Regions from separate parts of the Homo sapiens genome. Here region 1 is linked to region 2. Evidence: read pairs that join two places in POLR2A ChIA-PET (ENCODE). Cell type or tissue: PC-3. All regions are shown on one strand.

Region 1 (8,000 bases), 910 kb after region 2:
TTTTATTTATTTATTTGTTTATTTTGAGATGGAGTCTTGCTTTGTCACCCAGGTTGGAGTGCAGTGGCGTGATCTTGGCTCACTGCAACCTCCATCTCCTGGGTTCATGCAATTCTCCTGCCTCAGCCTCCCAAATAGCTGGGATTACAGGCATATACCACCACGCCTGGCTAATTTTTGTATTTTTAGTAGAGACAGGGTTTCACCATATTGATTAGGCTGGTCTTGAACTCCTGACCTCAAGTGATCCACCCACCTCATCCTCCCAAAGTGCTGGGACTACAGGCGTGAGCCACCACTCCCAACCTATTTTATTTTATTTTATTTATTTTTGTGGGGCTGGGCTTGGTGGCTCATGCCTGTAATCCCAGCACTTTGGGAGGCCAAGGCAGGCAGATGGTTTGAGTTCAGGAGTTCGAGACCAGCCTGGCCAACATGGCAAAACCCTGTCTCTACAAAAATAGAAAAATTAGCCAGGCATGGTGTGGCGCATCTATAGTCCCAGCTACTGAATCTGAGGAGAGAACATGGCTTCACCCTAGGAGGTTGAGGCTACATGAGCTGAGACTGTGCCACTGCACTCCAGCTTGGATGACAGAGCCATATCCTGTCTCAAAAAAACCCAAACCCAAAAAACCCACATTATTTATTTTTATTTTTTCGAGACAGGGCCTCACTCTGTCACCCAGGCTGGAGTGCAGTGGCAGGATCCCGGCTCACTGCAGCCTCGACCTTCCCCAGCTCAAGCAATCATTCTGTCTTGGCCTCCCAAAGTGCTGGGATTACAGGCGTGAGCCATAGTGGCCGGCCAGGCATTAACATTTTAATGACTAGATCTAGAGGTTTGATATAAATATACCTCCTCCTGTAAACATTTGTTGAGCCTATTCCCAATTGCCAGGCACGAGGCCAGGCTCTTCCACTGCCTCACAAGCACCCTGGTCCCGTCCTTGAGTCATCAGCTTCCCAGATGCTTCATATGGGAACCTTGGAGAATCGCGGTGTGCGACTCTCCTCACCCCATTCCTCTCAAATCCAGGCAATGACCAAGTGTCCTGAGATTCATCTTCTGTCTCCCATTCACGCTTCACTTCCATTTCCACAGGGCACCCCCCTCAGCCCTTCCTTGGGTCACTTGTGTCACTGCAATAGCTCATTGACAGAGGCCCCTGCCTCCAGCCTTACCTCCTTCTAATCTATCCCCCTTCATCACGTTATCCCCCAACTCCAAATCCTTCAAGAGTTTCCCAAGTTTCCTTCAAGATCCTCCGTAATCCTGCCCAGACTCTCCGTGGTGGGATGTATTTTATAGAGACCTGCCTGATCCTTGACAGGGGTTTCAGTGAGGGAAGGAGGTGAGGGTCCCAGGGTGCCAGCCTGAGCGGAGGGGTGTGGACACAGGAGGGCCTGGTGCAATGTGGCTGGGGCGAAAATCTGAATCATAGTCAGTGAGGGCAGCCAAATTCCTATCTGGGAAATCAGGGCAGTCTGAAGGGTGAGGCCAAGCTGTAAACAGAATGAGTAATGAGGTCAGAAGCTGGTGGGGACCAGAATCACGTCTAGATGCAGTTCAAGGAAACGGAAATGGTACAAGGCTGAGGCTGTGAATTGAATTATAAGAAGGTATTGAAGTAACCCAAACATGCTGCTCTATGCAGGGATGGGGGTGGGAGGAACAGCCCGAGAAATCTCCCGTTCCTCTCGCTCCCTAAAAGGGTACCAAATACATGCTCTTTGCTTTTTCATGTGTGTGTAAAGGCCCTGTCTCCCCTGCCGCCTACAGTTTCATACCCCTCATATGCCTCCTAGCAATGCCAAGTGATTTGTTCAAAGTTGCATGCAGGCAGATGTGGAAACAGGGCTATATCCCTCCAGCCAACTGGGGATATGCTAGGGCAGTGAGCTGAAACTCAGGTTCATAGGTTGGCAAATTACATCTCAGATTCTTCATCTGTAAAATGAGGATAATAACAACATACTTCATAATAGTGTTATATTACAATAACACCACTATGAGGATTAGCCAAGCAAATATTTCTAAAATACTTAGAACAGTGCTTGGTACCTCGTATATGTTGTATAAGTGTTCGTTAAATAAAAATAAGGTACTCAGCTGGTAGGTAGGGCCAGTACTGAAAGTCAGTTCTAATTTTAACATTTGAGTCCTTAGCTCTTCCAAAACTAAGGTCAACAGCAGGCTACGGTGGACTAGGCTGACTACAGGACTTTCAAAAATTAATTTTCCCAGCCAGGCATGGTGGCTCACGCCTGTAATCCCAGCACTTTGGGAGGCTGAGGCGGGCGGATCTTGAGGTCAGGAGATCGAGACCATCCTGGCCAACATGGTGAAACCCCGTCTCTACTAAAAATACAAAAATCAGTTGGGCGTGATGGTGAGTGCATATAATCCCAGCTACTTGGGAGGCTGAGGCAGGAGAATCACTTGAACCAGGGAGCTGGAGGTTGCAGTGAGCAGAGATTGTGCCACTGCACTCCAGACTGGCGACAGAGCGAGACTCCGTCTCAAAAATAATAATTTTCCACTGTGTGCGATGGCTCACGCCTGTAATCCCAGCACTTTGGGAGGCCAAGGTGGGTGGATCACTTGAATCTGGGACTTTAAGACCAGCCTGGGCAACATGGCAAAACCTCGTCTCTACAAAAAATACCTGCCCCCCCGCAAAAAAAAAAAAAAAAAAAAAAAAAATTAACCAGGCATGGTGGTGCGCACCTATAGTACCAGCCACTCAGGAGGCTGAGGTGGGAGGATTGCTTGAACCCGGAAGGTCAAGGTGAGCTGTAATCTCACCACTGCACTCTAGCCTGAGCGACAGAGCAAAACCCTATCTCAAAAAAAAATATTAATTTTCATTTCAACTTAGAAAAACATGCTGTTGACTTATTTCACTGGGGCACACAGGAAATACCACTCAAGTTACTACCCTTACCTGTTCTTAGGAAACCACTCAGAAATCCAGAAGGACCAGTTCAAATATACTACCTATCCCAAATTTAATAGGCCTCACGAAAAAAAAAAAAAAAAGAAAAAAAAAGCCAGTCTTAGAAAATGACTGTGGGTGTCAAAACCAGCAAGGATTAGGCAATGGAGTTGAGTCCAGCAAGGTTCAAGGCTACAGCTCGTGTTGGAAAGGGAGCTGTGAGGAGTTAATGCAAAGAGGAGGAAATATTCTATTTATTTTTCTCAAAACTATTGGAGGTGGTAGTGTTTGGAAAGGGAGGGAGGAGGGGAAAATATGAGTGTATGGTTTGTAAAGTGATAAAATATGGACTCAGTGTATTGTAATAACTCAGTAGCAATTCAGAGAAGATAGTGCAAAAGTCTGTTTGCTCTAGCCATCTATCAACCAGAAACCTTTATTAACTGAACCTCTCACGCGACTACAATATGGCACTAATAGATGTTTGAAAATGATGACCCTGATATACTGCAAAATCCTAAACAGCTTTCTGAAACAGGAGAAAAAAGATGAAATGAAGCTTGCTATGGTTTGTGACAAGCGTATTTTATTGTATTCTAATTTTTTCAAAACAAGCAATATTTTTGTCATGTGTAGTATGTGATGATTTATATGCCATCTAATAACTTTCTATTCGTCATAATATTAGAACAATACATTACCCGACTGTGGTTGGTATCAGGGTTTAATAAACATTCTTTTTCTCCTAACACGCCACCACCAGCCCAGTTGCTTGGTTCCATTTTCCCTCCCGTTGTCCTTTATTTAATTTTAGGCCCAAACTTGACCCCAGTGGTCTTCCACTGTTTTTATTCTTCCCTAAGGAGGGTGTACCTGGCCTCAGGAGCCACTTACCCGGCCTCGCAGAAGTTTCACACTTCTGTTTCACACCCAGGGTGGAGCTTTCTTTCTCATAACAGAAAATAAGGAGGGACAGCCGCCTGGGTACACTTAAAAAATAAACGCATCTCTGGGGAGGTAAGGTCCTCGGAGAGCCAGGCAGTGACAACTGAGTGGTGTGGAGCACGTGGATTAAGTAGAACAGAAACAGATCCTGCCAGGACCGCCCCAGGGACGCCAGAGACACAAAGCAGAAACTGATTGTGCCCGGAGGGCCCTGCATCCCTTACCCACGCTGGAGGTTCTCCCGCCTTTTCTAATTACCTTCCCATTTCTTTTGCTCCCCTTCTCAGCCCGAGTGTTCAGGACTCTGCATACCACAGAGGTCAGACACAAATAAAATCCATACATGGACTCCATTCTCGGGTCACAGAATTTGGTGAACAACTCAGATTGAAGATGGCTCCCGCTCCCACCTCCCAACCCCACCACCAAAGCTTTGCTTGTAAACACCAGTCACTTAGTAACACCCTCCATCAGTCGCCTTTGGGCTATTATTCATCACCGACTAACCTTAAACCAACTTCATCTTCACAGGGCTCCCCCTAGAAGAGAGGAAATTCCACAGCTCTGATGTGATGTGAAACGTGATCTGACCGCCCCAGCACTCTTTCTTTCTCACTCTCCCCAGCCAGTTCTCAAACTGGGTTTCCCTGGCCCCTCTCGGGGAGGCCTTCTCCCGCCCCACTCTCCACCCCCTACTTCTTTCCCTCTCCATTTTCCACGCTGTAACCTGATAGGCTGGAAATGCAGCTTCTTTCATCTTATATTTCCCACATCCTGAAAGTTTGGAGAGAAGGAGCCCACCCAGATGAAGGAATTCCAAGTATGTGCAGCCCCCTCCTCCTTTAACTCCATTCACAAAGCAGATTACTAATGGCCCGAGGCTCCAGGGAGGCCCCATCCCCTCCCCACCCCCCACCTCCCAGGGAGTTTACTCATTCCACATCCTTACTCCTCGCCGGTACAGAAACCTAAGTCCACATGCCGAGAACCAAAAATTAACTTTTCCCTGGACTCTGAGCCTAAGAAAAGCTTTCAAACCTCACTCTGATTGGGACTGCAGTGGCCAGGAGATTCTGCTTACCAATCATTTGTCCCCTCTTTAGCATTTTTAGATAAAAGGGTTCAGGGAATATGAGTCATTGGATCAAGGGGAAAGGATATAACTGTAAATGCGATGCATGTCAAGGAGGCATGCTCAGGTCTTTAGGAAAGATCACAGGGCGTTCTAACTCAGAGTCATTTCAGCAGAAATTGTTTCAAGACCAGAGTAAGAGATGCTTCAAGATAGGCAGAGAATGTGTGGGGGAGGCCGGGTGCGGTGGCTCAAGCCTGTAATCCCAGCACTTTGGGAGGCCGAGGCGGATGGATCACGACGTCAGGAGTTCGAGACCATCTTGGTCAACATGGTGAAACCCCGTCTCTACTAAAAATACGAAAAAATTAGCCGGGCGTGGTGGCGGGCGCCTGTAGTCCCAGCTACTTGGGAGGCTGAGCCAGGAGAATGGGATGAACCCGGGAGGCGGAGCTTGCAGTGAGCTGAGATCGCGCCACTGCACTCCAGCCTGGGGGACAGAGCCAGACTCCGACTCAAAAAAAAAAGAATGTGTGGGGGAGTATGGGGGGTGCGGCGGTTCTGGTAATGTTTTTTGTTAAGAAATGTCTTGAGTCTTCACTACCTGGAAATTAGTGATCACGAAACGTGCCCCTGGGTCAGTTCTTTGGTCCTCCTGTCTTGAGTTCTGTCACTGACAGGGAAACAGGACAGGGACAGCTTCTTTGACTCAACCTCAACCTCTTCCTCAAAGGTTAGGAAGTACCCCCCCAAGCATCCTTTTTCATTAAGGATGCTTAACTATCTTATCTATCCTTCAAGGAGGGTGAGAAAGCAAAGCAGTTTTGAATCTGTACCCGCCTGGGATAATCAGTTCCCTGAGCTTACAAGCTTTGTGTGACATGGAATTTCCTGTATCAAGGAGTTCACTCCTGTCCCAATATTAGGAAGTACATTTAATAGATGTCTACCCATGTTGTCTTTGCAACTCAGGATAGAGTTGCAAAACTTGCTCAATGCAATAGCATTTAACAACAACAACAATATATATATATGAGATAAATCTGGGCATATGTTAGTGCATAGGGTTATGCATTCAATAGGTCTAATGATTGCCAAAGAACTCTCATAGAATTCAAGAGACCAGACCTGGAAGATGCAGTAACAGTGATAAGAAATAACAGACTGTGGCAGAACAGCCACATTGCAACTCCTTGGACCATTCCCAAGGTGCTGAGAAGAAATCTGTACTGCAGCTCAGCCCCAGGTTTGCAATCTTTATGTTTAAAGTGCCGCCTGCTCATGACATCCAACTGGTAATAGGCTCCTACCAAGGCTCAGCATCCTTAGGAGATAGCAGCACAAAATGATAGAATCAATGCCTGCAACAACAGAGCAAGTATTCATCTCTCTAGGCCTCAGTTTCTTATCTGTAAAATACTAAGGCTACCCCAACCCTTGCTTATCAAAGTGCAATCCCCAGACCAGCAGCAATGCATCAGCGGCTAACTTGGGAGATAACTAGAAATGCAGGCTCTCAATCCCCACTCTAACCTGTTGCATTTTCACAAGCTCCCAGGTGATTCCTGTGTACATTACAATTTAAGATGCCTTGGCCTAGACTCAGGCTCTGCAAAGGTCCTCTACATAGTACTGAAATTGTCTGATCTCATTAAGTGGCTTCCAAGGAAGTTTTTCTTCTCTGATAAATAGTTTTCCGGCCAGGCACGGTGGCTCACGCCTATAATCCCAGCACTTTGGGAGGTTGAGGTGGGCGAATCACAGGGTCAGGAGTTCAAGACCAGCCTGGCCAACATAGTGAAACCCCATCTCTACTAAAAAATACAAAAAATAAGCCAGGCGTGGTGGCGGGCACCTGTAATCCCAGCTACTCTGGAGGCTGAGGCAGGAGAATCGCCTGAACCCGGGAGGCGGAGGCTGCAGTGAGCTAAGATTATGTCATTGCACTCCAGCCCGGGCAATAGTGTGAGACTCTGTCTCAAAAAAAAAAAAAAAAAGTTTTCCTTCTTTCTTCTGCCTCCAGTCTTGGAATGTACTGTGTCCTCTGCCAAGGAACTCAAATTTTAGTAGGCATAGGACTCATACAAAGACCTTATTTACAATGCAGATTCCTGAACCCCATCAAGAAGCTGACTAGGACCGTGGTGGGGCCAGAGAATCTGTGTTTCAATCAGTCTCTTCCATGCGGTTCTACAGATTATGGCCCCAGATTACATATTTTTTTCTTAACTTTTCTGTTATGTAAAATTTCAAACATGGAAAAAAGAGACAAAATAGTAATATTAAACTATCATGTTTCAATCCCCAGCTTCAACAATTATCAATCAACTCAAGGCCAATTTTGTTTTCCTCAGATCATATTTTTGAAAAACTCATAGCTAGACCCTCCAGACCTTCCAGATTCCCTTCACCTACCTTTAGTGTTCAGCGTGTTCTCACTGAGGGCAAGAGTTATATCCTATTATCTTAAAATCCCCAGTATCTAACACAGTACCTGGCACATGTGGTACTCAATAAATTTGTCATAAAAATAACAAATTAAAAATAATTTTAGGCCAGTGATGGTGGCTTATGTCTGTAATCCCAGTATTTTGGGAAGGCAAGGTGAGAAGATCACTTGAAGCCAGGAGTTCGAGACCAGCCTGGCCAACATGGAGAAACCCCATCTCTACTAAAAATACAAAAAATTAGCTGGGCATAGTGGCGGGCACCTGTAATCCCAGCTACTCGGGAGGCTGGGGCAGAATTGCTTGAACCTGGGAGGTGGAGGTTGAGGTAAGCCGAGATTGCGCCAGCGCACTCCAGCCTGGGCAACGAGAGCGAAACTCCATCTCAAAACAAAAAAGAAAGAAAGAAAGAAAGAAAAACAACTTTAAAGTAAAACATAAATTATCATCTGCCTGGATGGTTTACACTGCAGGTAGATGGCATTAGTTGTGTTCTGATTTTTCAATTATTTGGCTGTGACTCCTTTTGCAGTTAGGGAAACGAAGGCATTCAAATGCATTGTACCAAGTGAAAGAATTAGAAAAAAGATTCCAAAA
Region 2 (8,000 bases):
GTGTGGTCACCTGCCCATTCCAGTGTATAGATGTGGGGAGGGAAAGAGTGGTTCTTCTGTGTGTTCAGAAGCATCTGTGAAGCACTCATTCACATGTGTTAGTGCGTTGAGTGCAGAGCAAAGTAAGATGAAAGGATGCAGTGCCTGCTCCAGGGATACCCAGTCTCATTTCTGACAAAAGAAGGCATGTGAAGGACTTGCAGACTGCTTAGCTCTGCTGAGTGCCGTGCATCCAGGTGTCCTAGATGGCTAGGTGTGACCCTGTCAGAAAATAACTCAGTTAGCAAGTAATTTTACCAGGATGTCTTCCCTGGCATCTTTGTCCATGAAGCCTCCATCATGAGGACTCCGCACTCAGGGAGGCCCAGAGAGCAGTATGTGGCATTGCCCAAGCTGGATTATGGCCCTTCTCCCTAAGGCCATGAGGATGAAGCAGTTAACATTTTTCCAGGGAAAGCTGTCTTAGGGTTCTAGTTCAGAGGTCGGTAAACTATGGCCTGTAGCCTATTTTTGTATGGTCCATGGGCCAAAAATGGTTTTTACATTTTGAAATGATTGAAAAGAAAATCAAAAGAAGAATGATATTTCATAACATGAAAATTACATGAAATTCAAATTTCAGTGTCCAAAAAATAAAGTTTTATTGGGACATAGCCATGCTCATTCATTTATAGATTGTGTGTGTGGCTGCTTTCATGCTATAACAACAGCAGTGTTGAGTAATTGCAACAGAGGCCGTGTTGCCCACAGAAGCTAAAATATTTACTATTTGGCCCTTTACAGAACTAGTTTGCTGACCCCTGATCCAGTCTAACTTCTAAGGAAAGGAGAGGGAAAAGGAAGGGTGGAGGGGATGTTGTGACTCATTCCTGGGTTGCCCCAGTCAAGTGGAGGCCACAGGCAGGCCTTTTGGGCACCATTCCAAGTCCCCTTTGGGTGCTGTCTCCTCCCCTCCCCCACCCCCAGGCAGAAGCCTCCTGCTGCCCTTTGAAGACCGCGGAGACCTGGAGCCCTTGGAGCTGGTGTGGGCCAAGTGCCGAGGCTACCCCTCCTACCCTGCCTTGGTGAGTCTGCCCCAGACGCCACCCTCCTATCTCCCCTGCCTTGCCTTGGGGGCTAATCTGATTGGATTAAGCCAGCAGAGTGTGGTGGGAGTCAGAGTGTCTTTAGCTGTAGAGGGGAGGGGGGTTTTGCCCCAGCCTGAGTGGGTCAAACTAGCAAGGCTCCCAGCTTGGAGCACTAAAAATAGGCTAAAAGTATGCAGATCAAGGCCAGGGTTCTTAGAGTTTTAATAGCATTTATTTATTTCCTTATGCATAAAAGTAACAGGGCCCATTTTAGAGAATCTTTAAAGCTACTGATAATGCTTAGACGTTTTATTAAATATTTGTCATGCTAAGTCCTTGAAATACTGAGGAAAGTATGATTATTACATTTTGTAAGAAGAAAACTGATGATTTGTGGTCATTCAGCTAATAAATGACAGGGTTGGAATTTGAGCCCAGGGCTTAAAATGTGTGATGTCAAAGCCTGTGTTCTGAGCCACTGAGTTCAAAATCATCCACAGTCCTGCAGGGATAACTTGGGGTGTATATCCACTTACTCTTTTACAAAAAATGTATAAATATGCATATATATGAGACCATATTGCTTTTAGCCTCCCTTTCACTTAACAGCATATCATGAACATGCACATCTTATGCCATTAAACATTCTTCATCAACATCACTTTTAATGATTGCATCGTCTTCAGTTGTATGCATGTACCATATTTTAACCATTCCCTAGTTGGTCACTTACATTGTTTTGAATTTTTCACTATGATAAACAGTTGGCAATAAACATCATTGTAGTTTTACCCTTGTGCACATCCATGATTATTTCCTTACAGTGAATTCTTAGGAGTCCCTTCTTGGGGCAAAGTCTATGCAGAATTCTGATACAAGTTGCCAAGTTGCTGGAAGTTCATTTTGGTTTATACTCACACCAGCAGTAACTAAACTTTTCATTTCTGTCATAGTAGTAGCAGTTAAAAATTCAATTTTTACCACCTTGATTGTTATTTCTGAACTCTTTCTCAGTTGGGGAGGTAGTGTCCACCTAGCTCTGGAAGATACCACTGATACTAAACCTTTGGGGCATGTCAGAATAATCTGTGGAAATTTTTAAAACAATACCCATATCAAGTCACCTCCACCCCAGCGCTATCAAATTAGACTCTCTGAGGCCAGACTGAGGCATCAATATTTTTTAGAAAACATCCTAGATGATCTGTAGCCAGGGTTGGGAACCACCCCACCAGCCTCTTACATGTATACAGGACTCTGGGTTTCTCCTAGCCCCTTCATATCTGCAACTTTTAACAGCAGCCTTTTAAGATAAGGAGAGGAGGAATTCTGATCCTGTTTGGTCAGATAAGGAAATTATAGCTCAAAGAGGTTGTATTAATACAGTTTGTTGGAACCATATTGGAAACCATGTTGCCTACTCTACTCCCTCCTTAGCAGTAGCAGGTGGGGAAAATCCATACTGTGACCTAGCAGCTGAAGAGTTAGGGCCTGGGGCTGCCTGCCTTCACAGGGCTCTCTGCCCTGCCAGCGGTGAAACCGCAGGACTCCCAGCTCAGTCATTAAAGAAGTGATTAAGCTGTGCAGGTTTGGATTTAAAAAACAAACAGACAGAATACCTCACAATGCAAAAAAACTAGTCTAAAACTCGTCTTTTTTTTAATTACCCTCTTAATTATACATTTTGTCATGATTAAAGAAATTCAGCCACCACCTGAACACAACCTGTGTTTTTATTTTGGTGTATGCTCTCCTAGTCTTTTTCCTATGCATTCTTCAGTATGTATTTGCATCCATAAATAGTGGATATAAAGTTTTTAATTTTTTCTGGCTCTTGTCTTTTTTTTCTTGTCTTTTAAACATTTTTTCTTGTTTTTGTTTTTGTTTTTGTTTGTAAGAGTAATATACTGCATTATAGAAGTTTGGAAAAATAGAGGCGAAAAAACACAAACCCCACCATTCTAATGTTGACTCCAAGCATTTTGTATCGTTCTATTTATTGTTCGCATATTCATATTATAGTTGTAATAATAGTGTATGTACACATATGTTAAGTTTTATCACAAACTTTGTTACCATGTTGTTTTACATTTGCATAGTATTCATTGAATGAATGGACCATTTATTATTTTGGGACACAAAAGCTGTCCTCAGTTGGCAGACTTACCCACCTTGCTTTTGCCCTCAGGGGAAATTTTTCACAATCTACCCTCTGCAAGCACCCTGGGTTCCAAGGCAGGAACCAGCATGCCTTAGTCAAGAGGAAACATATCAGAGTAGCCTCACTGTCTTGTTTGGTAATCAAGGAAGCTTACAAGGGCTTGTATGGTGGTTCTCCTTAAGACCCTTTACTTCAATCCCAGGAGGGACAGACAGGCTGGGAGAGAGAGTTTTGATCAAATTACACACCTGGTGGGTGGGGTAAGGTGGTTCTTCCTTAGAGTAAACTCCTAACCAGAACAGCTGCTTTCAGCTGCTTATCTTGAGAGGGATGTAGTGAAATTGGCAGACAAGCAAAGGTAAATAATGAGAGCAGTTTATTGTAAGAAGGGGCCCACTGGGACAGCGTATAGGAAGTAAGATTGCTCTGTCTCTGGAGAAGGCTGCTTCCTCAGTAAGTTCCTAGTCTTTGCTCCCAGAGCTATTAGCTGTCTGCTCTGGAAGCAGGGGCTGTGTAGGAGGCAGTGGGCTGTGGAGGCCCAAGCCTTGTTTGGTTTTAGTACCAATGTGGTTTTAGCCAGCTACATTCTGCTTCTGTGCTTGGTGTTTTCCTCTTGTCAGCTAACACCTGTTAGCAGACTTCTCAGCATCAGCAAGAGATTGAAATGAGATGATGTGTGAATAATTAGGAGCTTTGGAAACTTTGAAAGTGCTCCCTAGACCTGGATTTTGATTGTTGTGTTGATGCTGCCAGGCATTTTGCTGAGCACCTGCCGTCTCTGAGCCAGGCAAGGTGGGGCTGGATGCCAGAAGCAAACCTGAAGGAGAAGGGCCCAGCTGCTGCCCTTGTGGAGCTTATTGCCTCAAGGATTAATGCCTCCAGTGGCCCTTGTTTCCACCCACATCATACCCCCCTCTCCATCAACCTCCAAGCTCATTCTCTAGCTATACACTGAGCCTCCTCTCTGATCTTACCATGGAGGTGTCACAAATATATCTGGTCCATGTATCAGGAAGGATTGTAGTCAGACAGGAAGGTAGTGGGTAACCAGAGACCTCGTTAGAACCAACTGGATGGCCTTCCCGATGCAAAGCCTTCTTCATAGCCGTGGTACCTAGGGAAGGCCCCCAAACATTTGAGGTGAATTGCAAAGGTACTAAGGGGAAATTGACAGGAAAAAAAAAGTGACCTCTACTCTTCTGTCCTAAGGGACATTGGAGGAAGGGGTTTGCCTGTCTGGTCTGGACATCAAAGATATCCCACTCAGGCCTGATACTCCCCTGGTGTGGGTGCTTCAGCAGTTGGTCCTGCAGCAGGGGCACTGCTCACCCTGGCCTCCCTCACTGAGTGCCCATCTTCTATTCTGCCTCCAGATCATCGATCCCAAGATGCCCCGGGAGGGCCTCCTGCACAATGGCGTTCCCATCCCTGTCCCCCCGCTGGACGTGCTGAAGCTGGGAGAGCAGAAACAGGCAGAGGCTGGAGAGAAGCTCTTCCTTGTCCTCTTCTTTGACAACAAGCGCACCTGGTTAGTGGGTGCTGCTGTGAGGGGGCTGAGGGGCACGCCAGGGGTCTGTGCCAGTGGTGCTGTGCTAGTGAGGTGTACAGAGGGGCCATGGATGTTACCAGTTACCCTGGTCTCCACTTGCCAGCAACAGGCCTGCACTTGGCATGTTAATAGTAACTGAGGGGTGTTGCAGATCAGATTCCCTGGGAAACACTCTGAGGTCGAGACTTGCATCAGGAGGCTATTGAGGAGAGCTGTGGGGCGGGAGCGATGCAGCACTGGGCAGAAGTTGAACTACAGCCCACTTGCTGCCTCAGCTCATCCACTGGGCACATCTGGAGCTGGGTGGCTCAACAAGATAAGAGATGTCAGGAATTGGGCCTGTGCCTTTTTGCCCTGTGCCAACTAGTTATTCAATGCCACTGCCCTGAGGGAGGGGTGTGGCCTGGGCCTGAGGCTTCCATGGTGGAGAGTGATTCCTAGAGAGGGACTCAGATGAGAGCCTGTGAGCTTCCAGCACTTCCAGTAGCTTCTGGGAAGCATGTTTCCGTCCTGAGGGGGGTTCTGGCCAGTGCAGTGTCCGCTACAGGAGACTTGCTCATTTATGGTTTACAACACTTAAGGTTTCTCTTAGCACCAACAAGAGAGTGCTTTCACCTTAGCTTCTATAGAGTGAGGAGGGAGAACTAGCTAATAAAAACAGTGATAATAGTAGCTGCCATTGAGTGCTTACTCCATGTCCTTATGCAGATTGCTTTATATATCTGATCTCTTTTAATCCTCATTTAAGTCTTCATTAATCCCCTCATAATCCATTTTGCAGATGAGGAAGTTGAGGCTCAGAAAGTCCAGACCCTGTAGCCAGAACTAAGATACAAAACAAGATCTTGCTCCAAAGGCTGTATCCTTAGCCACATGTTATATTCACCCGGGGAGCTTTAAAAACACATACACAGTGTGCAGGTCCCACCACAGATGAGTTTATCAGTTCCTGGCATCAGCTCTACTTCCTAGCCATCGCCCCCTAATTCTCCAACGCAAGGCGAGGCTCAGAGCCCTCCAGGGTGGCTCAGCTGGCCCCAGAGGGCAGCAGGTGGGCCTTTCTTAGCCTATGGACCCTTACAACTCTCCAAACAGAGTAAGGGCCCAGAGAAGGACCTAGCTGCAAAATTGATTCCATGCCATTCCCCCACCCGACTCCTGCATATCCTGCTTGCTGTCCTCACCTGCTAGGTTCTTGGTGGCCTCCTGCATGGAGTCCCCCAATTTGCTTCCCTCTGCCCTGTACCCTCTCCCTGGCTTTGCTGGTCCTGGCCAAGTGGGGCCACAGGAGCCCGAGCCCCCTGTGAGACCCACTACTGCCCAGCCTCTTACTGTGCTTGCATTTCAGGCAGTGGCTTCCAAGGGACAAAGTCCTGCCCTTGGGTGTGGAAGACACCGTGGACAAGCTCAAGATGCTGGAAGGCCGCAAGACCAGCATCCGCAAGTCAGTGCAGGTGGCCTATGACCGTGCGATGATCCACCTGAGCAGAGTCCGGGGGCCCCACTCCTTCGTCACTTCCAGCTACCTGTAAGGGCAGGGCTGGGCCTGCATCCGCTTGCCCTGCCTCCATCCCGCAGGGCACAGAGAAGCCTCTTCTGCCCCTGCCAGATGTATGGCCGGCAGCTTCCCCCTCTCATGGTAGGCCAGGGACTGGGCTTTCTCCCCACTAAGGGCAAGGCCCCAGTTTTGACCAATCGCATGGTTCTCCTGGCAGGCCTGCTGTGTGCCAAAAACTCCCACCCAAGGTCCCTCAGGGGATATTTCACTGAAGAACCAGTTAGAAGTAGAAACAGCTGTGGGGCTTGGGCCCAGCTTAGGAGATTGCCCAGATGGCAAGAGGTCCTGGGCTCCTTCTTGAGGGGCTGCCTGGCCCGCTCCATCCTACTCCCACTAACTACACCTCAGGGCGGGTGAGGTTCCGACACTGATCCCAGAGATGCCGTGGATACGCCAGGGTCCCAGGGGGAATCTCCCCAAGCTCACACTCTCTCCCGCTTATCGCCTATTCTCACACCTCTTCTCGGTCCCATCTTCTGCACCCATTGCCCAGTCTTGCTTTCTCTTTCCCATATTCCTTTTCTTTTTCTCTTGTGCCAAACTGACAGAAACCGTCACCACACTGGTCTTTTTCTTTAATGTCTCATTCCCCTTGAGGCCAGCTGCTATGCCAGGTGGTGTCTCTGCCAGGCTCCTCAGGCCCAGACAGAGGCCAGCCCACAACCTATGACCCCCTCCCCCAGGACACCACCTCCCACCCACAGACCTTCCCTTTAGCTGTTGACACAACTTCCCAGCTCTGCAAGTGTGCCCCCTGGATCAAGGCGGGTCCCCTCTTGTTTTTTTCTTTGCTGCCACGAGGTGGTCCAAGCCTTCAGGGTGGGCTCCTATCAGGCTGGGTGTGCGAGTGTCCATCTGTCCACATGGATGTCGAGGGTGGTTTGTGTGGAGCTGTGCTCGTCAGCTGGGTCTGCCCTCTTCCCCCTTTTCTCCTTCTTCTCTCCTCATGGACTTTTTCTGCAATTGCAGTCTTAAGCTTCACTCTCCACCACCTGGATGGCATGGCGCCTGCCACCAAACATCTTCCTGGCCTGCGCTCTGCCCTGCCCTGCCTAGCCTCTGCTACTCCCACTTCCCAACTCCAGGGAATGCATTACTTTTATTTCAAACCCTCTGCCTCCTTCCTTCTTTCTCTTCAACCCCCTCCCCACCTTCACCTTCTCAAAAATGGAAGGAAAAAAAAACTGTGAATGGGGAATGCTGACTGACAAACCAACACAACTTTCAGAGGCTTCAGTGTCTGTTCTCTGGACATTTCTTTTCACCTCCTGAGCACCAAAGTCGCAGGGCCAGTTGCAGGCCGCTGATTGCCATGTTGATTTTTAACCTGATATTCTTTTTAATTGTTTTAAATTTTTCATAGGGGAGTTTTGGACAAAACAGTCACTGGGGAGATCACTGCCATTTTTACACACTTGACTTTTTAAAAATACAACCAACCAACCACCACAACTTCTTATACATTTGGGACATGAGCCAGAGTTTAAAAGGGAACCAACAAAACACTATAACTTAAAAGGATGGGGTTTTGGATTTTGTATAATAATAAAAACAATACAGCATATGGCTAGGGAAGGACATGGTGTATATAATTGTAAAATACTGTTCTAAATTATTCAGGCCTATAGTTTCCATTACTGGAGTCCTCCATTGTGTGGCCACACA

Evidence for each region. Peaks named below come from ENCODE experiments on the same cell type or tissue, not always from the same donor. Only the 100,000 strongest peaks of a DNase experiment are listed, where the experiment ranks them.
Region 1: POLR2A ChIA-PET joins it to region 2 with 12 read pairs; 2 of 35 experiments call an interaction of 5 or more read pairs at or near these places.

Annotation. Positions count from the first base shown.
Region 1 is chr6:37,133,271-37,141,270 of GRCh38, forward strand. No RefSeq gene overlaps it. Among named protein-coding and RNA genes, the nearest start is that of PIM1, 33 kb to the right of the region's middle. RefSeq lists an enhancer at 4,168-5,004. In PC-3, no CTCF peak of the experiment used is centred here; DNase peaks (open chromatin) are centred at 901, 1,511, 2,971, 4,411 and 1 weaker place; H3K4me3 peaks cover 2,760 bases; H3K27ac peaks cover 5,883 bases.
Region 2 is chr6:36,224,301-36,232,300 of GRCh38, forward strand. It overlaps BRPF3 (bromodomain and PHD finger containing 3), which reads left to right. Exons shown (of 13, transcript NM_015695.3): 11 at 967-1,064; 12 at 4,602-4,756; 13 at 6,126-8,000. The coding sequence ends at 6,309. Among named protein-coding and RNA genes, the nearest start is that of BRPF3-AS1, 31 kb to the left of the region's middle. In PC-3, no CTCF peak of the experiment used is centred here; no DNase peak of the experiment used is centred here.